Linked DNA regions of Homo sapiens: region 1 is linked to region 2. A link is a loop called in an ENCODE intact Hi-C map of the cell type or tissue named here. Cell type or tissue: HepG2. All regions are shown on one strand. Links, peaks and the distances in the headings refer to the core of each region. The heading gives the core; the rest is flanking DNA.

Evidence for each region. Hi-C counts contacts between places; a loop is a spot of excess contacts. Peaks named below come from ENCODE experiments on the same cell type or tissue, not always from the same donor. Only the 100,000 strongest peaks of a DNase experiment are listed, where the experiment ranks them.
Region 1: a loop joins it to region 2, with 6 times the contacts of the local background. A loop is called at or near these places in 1 of 110 quality-filtered maps.

The regions. Positions count from the first base shown.
Region 1 is chr12:65,508,674-65,514,553 of GRCh38, forward strand. The region is part of intron 2 of MSRB3-AS1 (MSRB3 antisense RNA 1); the gene reads right to left. Among named protein-coding and RNA genes, the nearest start is that of LINC02454, 91 kb to the right of the region's middle. In HepG2, for the core only: no CTCF peak of the experiment used is centred there; a DNase peak (open chromatin) is centred at 2,128; H3K27me3 peaks cover 310 bases.
Region 2 is chr12:65,324,946-65,330,825 of GRCh38, forward strand. MSRB3 (methionine sulfoxide reductase B3) reads left to right here. Exons shown (of 7, transcript NM_001031679.3): 3 at 1,881-1,989; 4 at 3,581-3,658. Among named protein-coding and RNA genes, the nearest start is that of MSRB3, 49 kb to the left of the region's middle. In HepG2, for the core only: no CTCF peak of the experiment used is centred there; a DNase peak (open chromatin) is centred at 2,856; H3K4me3 peaks cover 866 bases.

The DNA.
Region 1 (5,880 bases), core at 1,152-3,651, 180 kb after region 2:
GGATTTATTGCCACTAAATCTTCTCTGCTCATGGTAAGAGGTTCAGGTTGAGTAGTAACAATCCCCCCTCTGTAATGGTCCATGTGAGTAGAACTGGTGTGCTGTTGCCGGTTGTCCTGCTCTGATTCCTGGCTGGGTGGGGTGGTGCCTTGAATGTTATCTACGTTTGTCCAGCGACAAGTTTCCTCCATGTGTGGGAAACACCAACACTGTGTCAGCGGAACACCAACATCTCATTGTATTCTTTACCGATTTTGTCAGATGAGGACTGTTAACATCAAAGTTCTCCTTAGAACTTTGAAACAAACTTTCACCCCTAAAAACAAGAACCCTATCACGAAACCTGTTACCTATCTATTTTCTCTCTCTTCCTGGAGACAGTATATTATTTCCTGCCCTGCCCACCGATTGTATCTAGAGGGATTGTTGACAGTTTCTACTCATAACCTAGATACTTACCAAAGGAAAGAAAGGTGATCTGATGAAGCACATTGCATCTTATTCTAGCTTTGGAGAAAACCCTTTTTAAAACCAGGAAGCATCCTGGATTGGAAGGTCATAGACATTATTATTATTATTATTTTAGCCAAGATGTATACCCTGGCTAAATCTCTTACTTCTGGTTTTTTTGTTTTGTTTTGTTTTTCCTCATTATGAAGTTAAGAGTTTAGACCAGGTGATCTTTTTAAAAGATCCCTTTTCCATTCTAAATGCCAAAGATGCTTCTCTAAATAGTGTCTGCAAAAACACTGCTTGGATTGCACAGAGTTCATTTTCCTTTGGAGACATATAAAGTCAAACAATGGCAACATTTTAGTGCACGTATTGTCCCTCCTTTATGATGCTTCATCCAATTGACAACCAGCTCCTACCAAACAGTCAGACTTCTAAAACTATGCAGCGTATGCCTAGGGTTTTACTTTTTAAATGAACTACAAAGTCATGATAATGAACATTTATTGAGCATGTACTAAGCCTTTAGACGTAAAATCACTTTTGATTTAATCCTTACAAATATTTTCTGAGGTAGGTTCTATTATTTATCCCCATCTTACAGGTAAGCAAACTAAAATATGAAGCTGATAAATAACTTACTTGAGGTCATATAATAACATGATAGATCTGGGATTCCAATGCTGGCAGTCTCATACCTGAGTCTGCCCAGGTTCATTCCAGGAAAATGCTTTTGTTTGGTTTTGTTTTTCCACAGCCTCAATTATCTTAGGGTCTCTTTTGAAGGTGTTTTCAAGCACGATGCATTTCCCAAATGTTAGAGGCTACAACTTATATATGTCTTGCAGATATGATTAACTCAAGTTATATGCAAATCTCTTTCTATGTATACCAAACAATATATAGGAGCCCAGAAAGAATAAGCTTGGCAGTGAGTTTCCTAGAAAGAACCACAGAAAGAGTTGATTGCCAGTACTGGTGGATATTGATTCAGACACTGACTCAGGTTGTATGCCCTGGTAGGAGGGCCTGGCCTTTTCCCTGGGCCTCTGGCCATAACCTCCTTCGGATCTTAAAAAGACACTAAGCATTGCTTGTCATCATGAATGAGAAATATCGCCTGGTTATCCAGAGGGAGACCAACTGGTGGATCCTTTAGCCGTGACATGAGGATATGGCTCCAGCTGGAGTCTCTCCTCCTGCTTCTGTACTTAGCTCATCCTGGTTTAACCAAAACCCAAAACAACCCTCTCCAAGGGCTCTTCCCTGGCTCAGGGACACTCCATTTTAAGAAACGCTCACCGCGCCTAGTACTTTGCATGGTACATTATAAGCACTCAGTAAATATTTGTTACTTCGTGGCAAAATAGATCAATTCAGCAGTGATTTTTCACTTTTCAAAAGGATTCACTGCAGGGTTCCTTTAAATGGCCGGCTCCCCTGGTGCATTTAAAATGCGATTTGATTTATAGGAATTCGATGTACATGGTTCTGCAGGGCCACATCAATCGTGTAAAGTGAGCCGCATGTGCTCCCACTGACGAGCGCGTTGGCAGCTCTCCTCCATCGGCTTGGAATGCACACAAGCCTCGGGTCTGCTCTCCCCGCTTTTATCACAAAGGGGCTCATTTTGTGAATGAACAGCCACTGCCAACAGCGTGATGGTATTTTCAGTGACCTTTGCCCGGGGATTGGATTCCCGCCCAGCAGGGAGACAAGGCCTTAGGAAAAGGTTAGTTCATTGACGGCCAGGGCCTGCTGGGCTGAGGTCTGGGGAGGGAAAGGCTCAGAGAACTTTCCCTTTTTTGTGAATCACCTAAAGAACCCACCCTTCCCGCCTGGCCTGTGCCGCTTTCTCTCTTTGTCTCGGCATATTGGATTCTGTTCAGCAGGGTGGTTTTATAGCTCCTGCTGCTCCTGCTCCTGATTTTTTTTTTTTTTTGTAACTGTGAATAATAGTCCTAGTTTTGCCTTGCTGTTTCCCAATAGCAATTCTGGGGTCCTCGTGAGCTTCCGCCCCCTCTTCTCCACCCCCTTTCCTCCTCCTCCTCCTCCTCCTCCTCCTCCTCATAACCACGGCCTTTTCAGTTTGATGTTTTTAGATATCAAAGGAAGTTCTCCAGGAACCCTGCAACTAAAGACTTTAATGAGGACCATGCCCAAGAAATCCTGGCTGCCAAATACATGATGATGATTTATGTCGCTCACTCACTCCCTAACAGCAAGAGGACTATTTGTAAAAATAAAAAAGCTGCTCATATGGAATTAAACAAGAGCATAGCTGCTTCCTTCCAGACCCCAGGAGCTTAACAAAGAGCATCCACACTCCTCTCCAGCAGCACATGGCTCAGGGCCCATATTAGTCTTCCTGTCATATAAAGCTCAATCCTGTTAGCGCAGGCAGCAGCGCACACTCTCCCTATCGGCGGACCTCAGAAGGCACATTTCTGAGGACCGCACAAAATGTGCGCAAGGATGTAGGCACAGGCTCAGGCCTACGCTGAGCCATGGAAGGGTGGTGTGAGTCCAGAGGCTAGCAGAGCCACTGAGTTGCTGCTGGCGGCAGGCTGAGGCTGACAGTAGGCATTTGCCATCCCCTGTTTATTCCTGGCATCAGATAGCTGAGTGACATGGATGCCAACTGGGTTCTGGCCAGCTCAGTGGAGAGAGCTCTGGAGGGAGAAACCCTTATGCTTGCATTTCCTTATTTGTCAAATGGGTTACCTCTTAGTGTTGTTGTGAGCGGTGATGAGATCATACATAGAAAACACGTAGCATCATATTGGTAAGTGCTAATTATTATTATTAATTATTGCTATTATTAGTATTCTGTACTGTGGCTGCCATGAATTGGTAACACTCAGACCCCTTGCTTCAGGGAGAGTGATGGAGAGTAGCTGGCTGATTACCCCAGATGCCAAACTCTAAGTTCACATCCACATTCTCACCATGTTACTCTGCTTGACCCAAGGCCATGCTTCCTGTGGGCTGCTCCAGGCCATTGATGGAGCGTGGTATGGATGCCAACACAAGCTCATTCATTGAGAGCTAGGACTCCTCCAGCAACGACTTTAGCTCAAAGACTTCCCATCAGCCTGGCAGCAGCTCCTGGGAATTGTGCTACAGCCTGCGACTTTCTCCTACCTTGTTCCCCTTCTGTCCTCCCCTCCCTCTCCCTGTGTATTCTGCTCATCTTCCTTTCAACCTTTTCTCTCCCACATACACTTCCCTCAGTAAACCTCTTATGTGTCTAAATCCCTGTCTTGGTGTCTGCTTCTTGGAGGACCCGAAGTTACACACATAGTGACTGGGCTTTCTACCACGGCTGTACTGTATTAGTACTAACACCTTCTTAGATACACGGACCATTGTTCACTCTTAGTCATTCAACATTGGATAAATGTGTCATGGGTGCTTGATGCCAGGGACACAGAGATTGTTCTTCTCACGGACAAGGTGTACACTGATAGACAGATACATAAATCATCATAGTGATATGGTCAGTGTTCAAGTAAATGCATGTATAAGGAATGCAAGAATCCAGAGGAGAAAGTGGATTTTTCTGCCAGGGTGGGAGTGTGGGTGGGAGATAGACAGGGACGGCTTCATTAAGAAGGGGATTTGAACTCAGGCAAAAGGCACAAGCCACATGCTGTCACCCCCTGTCTTCAGTGTAGTCCAATGAGTAAGTAAAAAAGAAAGAACAGCCCAGAAGAGATGTGACATCATGCCCTTTCATGGGCTTTTTCTCACCTTTTTTACTTCTTCCTCCAATGACTGTAAAGGAGCGGTAATTATCCCAGGGATTTGAGACATAATCCACCTTTCAGAGTTGAAAGAGGCACAAGCGTCATGAGCTTTTCCCCAGTGGGAAGGCAACTCCTGGACAGGCAAGTGGGTGCAAGAAGTTGCTGTGGCAGCAGGAGAGCAGTAGGGGCATGAACTGTAGGCTTCGGAGATGGGGTCATTGCTAAAGCAGGGCTCACTCAGCCTGGCCCCAGATCCAGCCTCAAGAGTCTAGTGTGGATCTGTTATGCATGGATTGTACCCCTTCCCATCCCCTTACAAAAAATTCATCTGCTGAGATCTTAACCCCTAGTATCTCACATTGTGGCTGTATTTGTAATTGCCTTTAAAAAGGTAATTAAGTTAAAGTAAGGGCTTAGGGCTCATTAGGGTGGGTTCTAATCCAGTGTGACTAGTGTCCTTATGAGGAGTAGGAATTTGGACACAGAGGCATAGACAGAGGGAAGAGAGTGTGAAGAGAGAAGATGTCCATCCATAAGCCAAAAACAGTCCTGGAACAGATCCTTCCCTTCGGAAGGAACCAACCTTGCCAACATCTTGAACTCAGATTTCCAGCTTCCAGAACTGTGTGAAATAAATTTCGGTTGTTTGGGTCACTTGGTTGGTTGTACTTTGTTATGGCAATTCCAGCAAACTATTACAGGGTTCCTCCATCTCCCCTTATTGTGGATGGGATCTGGCCCAACTCTGCTCAGAAACTTAACACAGAGTGGTGAGCAGGGAAAGATGGCATTTTTCTTTCCCAGAGAACTGGATATTAACCTTTGACTACAGGAGAGGGAGCAGGAGTTGTGAGGCCTGAGGAAAAACAGAAAGTGGAGCTTACCAGTGAGGACTTGGTCATGCAAGATGCAGGAGAATTCACTAAAGAACGCAAGTCCCTGATGTCTCAAAACAAAAATGGGAAAGATACGTTTTTGCCCCCCTGATTTGAATGCTCAGATGCTGTTGGAGAGGAGGACAAGTTGTTCTGCAGAACTAAAAACAGAGATGCATCATCTGATAAGGCTCACAGTAGACGGCTTGCACAGCAGTCCAACAGGAAGAAAAAATGAGGAGCGGGACATGCTTAGGGACTAGAACCTAAACAGCAACTCATACAAAGCCTTTGCTTTGTCCCCTGAGGAAACTGACATGGGAATTCATGAGAAAGGACAGAGCGATCCCTCAAACTCCCATCTTGACGTTGCTGAAAAGGAAGGCTTCACTGGCCCTGGGTCAGAACCAAGAAACATGAGCAGTTTTAACTTGTAGGGTGTGATGTGACAGTCCAGTCACTTTCCCAGGGGCAAATCAAGTCACACTGTGACAGATACTACATTATAACAAGTCATGTCTGTTGAGGAGCTAACCCATGTCTGAGGCAGGGGCTGCAATATCTTAATGCCCAGACCAACTCCCTAAAGTAAAACATTCCATGAATTTGTCTTATTCACTCCAGTATCTTTTGACGCTGAGGGGTAGTTTCCTGCTAAAGCATTTTCTTTTTCATTTTTATGTAAGTAAGAGAAATGTGTGGGGTTGCTAAGGATAAATCTTCCCCACCCAAACATAAACATTTAATGCACATGCCTCATTTTAATGTACCTGGGGAGGAACCAAGGTGCCCAGTGTGCCCAG
Region 2 (5,880 bases), core at 1,351-3,850:
TAATTGTACATATTTTAATTATGCCATTGAAAAGAATAATTTTAACCAAGTCATTTTGTCATGTTAAGTTTGCATTTAATGATTTTGTGACAGTATTAACTAAGATACAACCCTTCCAACAAACACATGAGAATAAAATAATTTTTAAGAAGTCTGTACTGAATTAAGCAGAAACTCACCTATCACTGTTGACTGATTATTTAAGAAAGAGCCACTTTGCATTCAAGCTATTGAGAGGCTTGTTCTGATAGGACAGACATTTCTCAGGGAAACATTTCTACCTAACCGTTGATAACAGCAAAAATACAAGTAGTAGGTATTTGGATAAAGCCTAGGATAAGACGGGGTCCAGTGAGATGAGAGATCAACATGCCATTAGTGACATGCCTGCTGTGCCTGTGGATCTTTGCAGGCCAGGGAAGGGCTGAAGTATTTGTGGAAGGTCAGCAGAGGTGCTGTCTGACAACCTGCAGGCCCACTCCAAGGTGTATCTTGCTCTTTGGGTCTGGCTTGCTCTTTTGCTGCCTCCATTTTCTCTTGTGGAGAATCAACCGCTCTATCTTGGTGGCCCGGATTCTGCAAGCTGATATCCTTCTTCAACACCACAGTCAGGGTAACCGGCTAGACAATATTTTCCTAGTTTAAGGTCAGCGATCTCATACTATGACATTAGGTACCTTGAACGTAAAAAAAACGGGAAGCATTTCCACTCCTAATCATATTTCTTTATATTTCAAAAGAAGTTGCGTTTAGTATTTGGGAAACTAAGCAAGCTTTCTTCTAGTAACTTCAAAACATGGCAAGAACTCTCTACATTTAGGACCATCTGCAGGCCTCTTTCCCACTGTGATGGATGGCAAAGAAAAGCAATTTTACTGCAGTGAGTAATGGCTACCCTGTCCTGGAGTTATATTTCTTTTCAGTCATTTGCTCATGTAAAATAAAATACTACATATAAACAGGTGTTGTCTGAACATTTTACTGCAGGCTGTATAGGTTGAAATAAAAGCTGCCATTGTTATTAGAATCACATTAGAATTATTTCACCATTCAAATACAGTTAATCAGTAAAGTCTTCCTAGATATACTTTGCAAAAAGAAAATGTAGGTTTCTAAAAATATTCACATTTCCTTTTTTCTTTGTCTTTCTCCCTTTCTGTTTTTCCCACTCTTTCTTTGGAACTTCTTGAATCTGCATTAGTGAAAATGCCTTCTCCTGTAGTTTATTGAAAGTTTCTTGCTGCCCATTTAACATGGTAAGATACAGTCTTTGAAGAGATATACAGAATCTTTATACTTTGAAGGAGTATACAGAATCTAGTGAAGTTTCTGATGGAATCATGGAGAACAGTAATTCCTGGTCATAGAAAAATATATTTTTAGGGCTCAAAAATAGGATGGTAGTTAAATCATCCACAATGGAAATGGAATTTTGATGGTTTCAGGCTATTCTACTAAGTTGCAAAATTATTGCAGACTTACGGTTTAACATAATATGCCCATCATTTTATATATACAGTATAAATGTTTGTAAATAGACTTATGCTTTTGAATTTATTTGAAAAAAAAAGGGTTTCAGGATACTGGGAGTTATAAAGCATGTACCTTGTGAATGATCAGTGAATTTTTAGTATCACATGCTAGAGACTGGCTGTAGCATATTGTCACTGCTCCAGTGGAATCATCTGAATCTTAAGAAACATTCATTTTAAACGTAGAGAAATAATCAGCTGCAGTTCAGGTAAGCATTTCCAGTGCATTAGAGACTGGTCTGGTCATTGACAAGTGACTGCAGAAGCTGTGCTGTGGCGGTCAGCCAAAGCAATTATTTAGGATTCAAGCTAAAAAGGCTTCTTCTCCCATATCCTCTCTCTTTTCAGGGTCGTGTAGGGATAAAAAGAACTGTAAGGTGGTCTTTTCCCAGCAGGAACTGAGGAAGCGGCTAACACCCCTGCAGTACCATGTCACTCAGGAGAAAGGGACCGAAAGGTAAGGTGAGCTTTAATAAAAAGTCATTAAGAGCTAGATTTCTTCTCCCCCTGCCCTCTGCAGTGCTTTTCCTTGCCAATTAATTTAAAGCATTCTATACTTACTTGCTAAAGTCTATGAATTAGTATCCTTGAAAAGGTTAAAATGGTGTTGTTTAGGTTAAGACTAAGTTTTATTTGTTCTTTTCTCCATTTAATGAATACTGCATATCTGATATAAAGTCACAAAGCTTTTGTTAAGGGCCTGTTTTTAGTTTACTACAAAATGTGTGGAAGTAACAGCGATTTAGGTACATTTTTTGGGAAGACATCACAGTAAGCAAAACCATGAGGGACTTGGCACTATGCCAGGATGCTGAAATTTTGAAGGTGGCCATTGTAAGTATAGACGTTTTGGCTGCAAAAAGAAGGTAGCATAATTTAGTTCTTTTCTACCCAACTCCAATTTCTTTTTGAAGCACATGTGGAGAAAGTATTTATTGGCTCATTTGTGGTTGGAATGTCAAAAATTTTCAATAACTGCCCTCACATGGCTTTGGTCCTTGGAAGTTCGCCCTAAGTCCTGAAAAAAGAGTTTGTTCACTTCCAAGACTGTTTTTAGTGAATAAAGCCTCTCTCAGCTGATTCCAGCTCAAAGGTAACTTGCCAAGGTCCGACGACTTTGTTGTCTAATTTATACCATGGAGCTTGGCGTAAGACCGTAGCTTACCTCTGATCCAAATTTATTAATGATGTAACTTCTTGTTTTCATTCATGAACTGAAAGAGCTCTCTACTACACATGGGATCCCTGTTAACAGGCAACACTCTCTTCCTGTCACAGTATCTACTGTTTACTGAATTTACCAAATGTTGAATCTCTGACGAAGTCCAACCTTAGCATACAATGAGCTAGCAGTGGACTTCAGTCTCAGCTTGCGAGGATTTCTATCCGTTCTGTTGTGTACATGACTAGCAAAATGATTTAATGCACACAAACAACCAGAGATTAGGTCATTCTTAAAAATTCTGTTTATAAAAAATTTGGACCTCATAAAGAGGGTGAAAGGATAATAAAAACAAGCTGCAGAGCACATAGACTTTTTGTTGGGCTAGCACAGCTGATTTGTATTAGCTGAATGACCTCCTAGCCTTTAAGATTGTTAACTTAGAAAAATATTCCCTTAAAGCTGCAATATTCCTTTTCAAACCAAAAAATAAGACTCCTTCCACTTGAAGTCTTGGACCCTTCTGCATTTTCTGGTATATACTCTTGCACACTGTAAAGTAGCAAAATCTTATGTAATGTTCTTTCTGTGAATCTAAACTACAGGCTTTTTTTTTTAATAGAAAAAAATCTTTTTCTAAGCATTACATAACTAGATGGCTTGATTTTTTTATGTAACTTGCACTAGTTTGGAGTAGTTATATGCACATTTTATTATATAGATTTGAAATATATTAGTAAAGTTCAGATTTCCATATGTTTGGTTTGTTTTCATTCTAGTACAAAAAGCCCTTGAAAGATTTATTAGAGAAATATATTTTAAGCAAATACATTCTGTAAGAAATAATGCTAACTTTAATTTTTTAAATGATCTGTTTATTTATCAGTGCCTTTGAAGGAGAATACACACATCACAAAGATCCTGGAATATATAAATGTGTTGTTTGTGGAACTCCATTGTTTAAGTAAGTATGTTGAAAACCTATAGGTATGGCTGTATCATAGATGGCAGCAAACTAGTTATTGCTTTTTCATCTTAGAATCTTTCCATTGCTGAATTTTCTTCTGTTTGTTTTTCTATTTCCATTTACCCCCAACAAAACAAAAGTAATTATTGATTTCATGGTAAATTACCAGTGTGACAGACTGGCTGATTTTGCACTACTTGGATCTTTAAAATACCCAACATTAACTTGTTCATGTCAGTAACCATGGTGCTTAGCAGAGCTGTGAAAGAGATTTTGGCAAGCATAGAAATGTTTATGCATTTACTGATTTTTTAAATCTTCAAATGACAGCCTTAAATATTTATTGGAACATAATGAAAAGTTCTTCATGTATATACTTCACATTGAATAAAATCCACCAAGTAGATTATACTTTTGCAATGAAGGGAAATACCTGTATTGAATGTAACATGGGAACATACCTTTACATAGGTAAGCAAATTATGTAATATGAGGTTAACAGTTTTTGCATAGATTCAAAATCTTTATTTTAAAGATCCCAACAGTTTACCATAAAACAGGCAGCACACTGGACTTTCTGACTAAAATAGTTCATTCAGATAGTGTATTCTGGAGATTATGGATGTTATTCAAGAAAGGGAAATCTTTACCAAAAACTTATTTATCTAGGTGGAGAAAATTCTAGAAGCCCTATGCTTCCCATGGGTTGCTGACTTGGGGGAATAAAAAGGCAGAAACCTTAATTGGGAGTAAATGTCATTGGCTGGGTGTGGTGGCCCAGGCCTGCAATCACAGCACTTTGGGAGGCCAAGACGGGTGCATCACTTGAGGTCAGGAGTTCGAGATTAGCCTGGCCAACATGGTGAAACCCCATCTCTACTAAAAATACAAAAATTAGATAGGCATGGTGGTGTGCGCCTGTAGTCCCAGCTACTCGGGAGGCTGAGGCAGGAGAATCACTTGAACCCAGGAGGCGGAGGTTGCAGTCAGCCAAGTGTGCCACTGCACTCAAGCCTGGGCGACAGAGTAAGATTCCGTCTCAAAAAAAAAAAAAAAGTAAATGTCATTTATTTAAAATGGAATTACAGAGTTTCTTAGGGGAAATAAATAAACAAGGATCTGATACTTGTAGCTAAAACACACTTAATATCTCTCCATAAATGTTTCTCTTTTAAAAAACCAGCATTTACTGATTTTCCAGAAATAACAGGAAACAGTGGTTTCCTTGAAATTAAAAAAATGTTTCTTACATTGCACAAACCTTATTGAACATTACCATTGGTTGAGAATCTGTTCTGAATTCTTACGTATTCCTTCTGTTAAAAAACCGACCCTTCAAATTGTCACCCATTTCCTCTCAGAAAACACACTCCGTATATAATGTTTCAACACCTTTAGCTTATGTCATAATAGTTGATATAACACTTAAGATAGTTGCTGAGCCATGTTAAACTTGTTAATATCCCAAATGGTAAAAATTGGCCACATCCCCTTTACTTTTTGATTCAGATTCTCCATCCCCTTCCCTACCATGTGATTCACTAAAGTATGGGATCTAAAGAAAACTTACTGTTTTAAATAAGAAACAGAACCACTGTAAATGAAGGGTTTAACCCTTGTGAGATTTTTGAGTCACAAATCCTAAAAGCAAGACCCTTATCCAAACATAGATGCTAGTGGGAGTCAGGTTTCACATTTGATGTGATATTGCCTCTATTTCATCTACTTCTGTGCTTACAAGGAGAGCTTTTATTTTCCACATTTATAAGGAATGTGATTTAATACTTTCATTCTACTTTTTTCTTCTTTTAATTGTTTGCTTCTTTTTTACTTGCTTTCTTGTCTATTTTGGGAAAAATTCCTTGCTGTATCCTTCACTGGAGAATGTAGTCGAGTAGCTCATTGGTCTAGTGCCAACTTCTGTATGTGTACTTTCCTGAAACTGATATGTCTGAGAGTCTGTGGTTGGCTGCGTCTTCCTCCCATCTCCTCTATCATGACCACCCTTCTCCCACCTCACAAAAGATGACATACCTTTCACCCAGCCCAAATCTTACCATGTATTGCCCTGGGGTACAATCTCCAGGGCATCAAACAAAATGACAGTTCGGCAACTTTAAAGAGACTCGAAAGCAAGGTTAAAAAAGTGTTGGTAAAAAATAGTGAAATCGTATTTCACCTTGGCAAGGCTCCTGGCACAGCACAGTCCACCTCCCTGT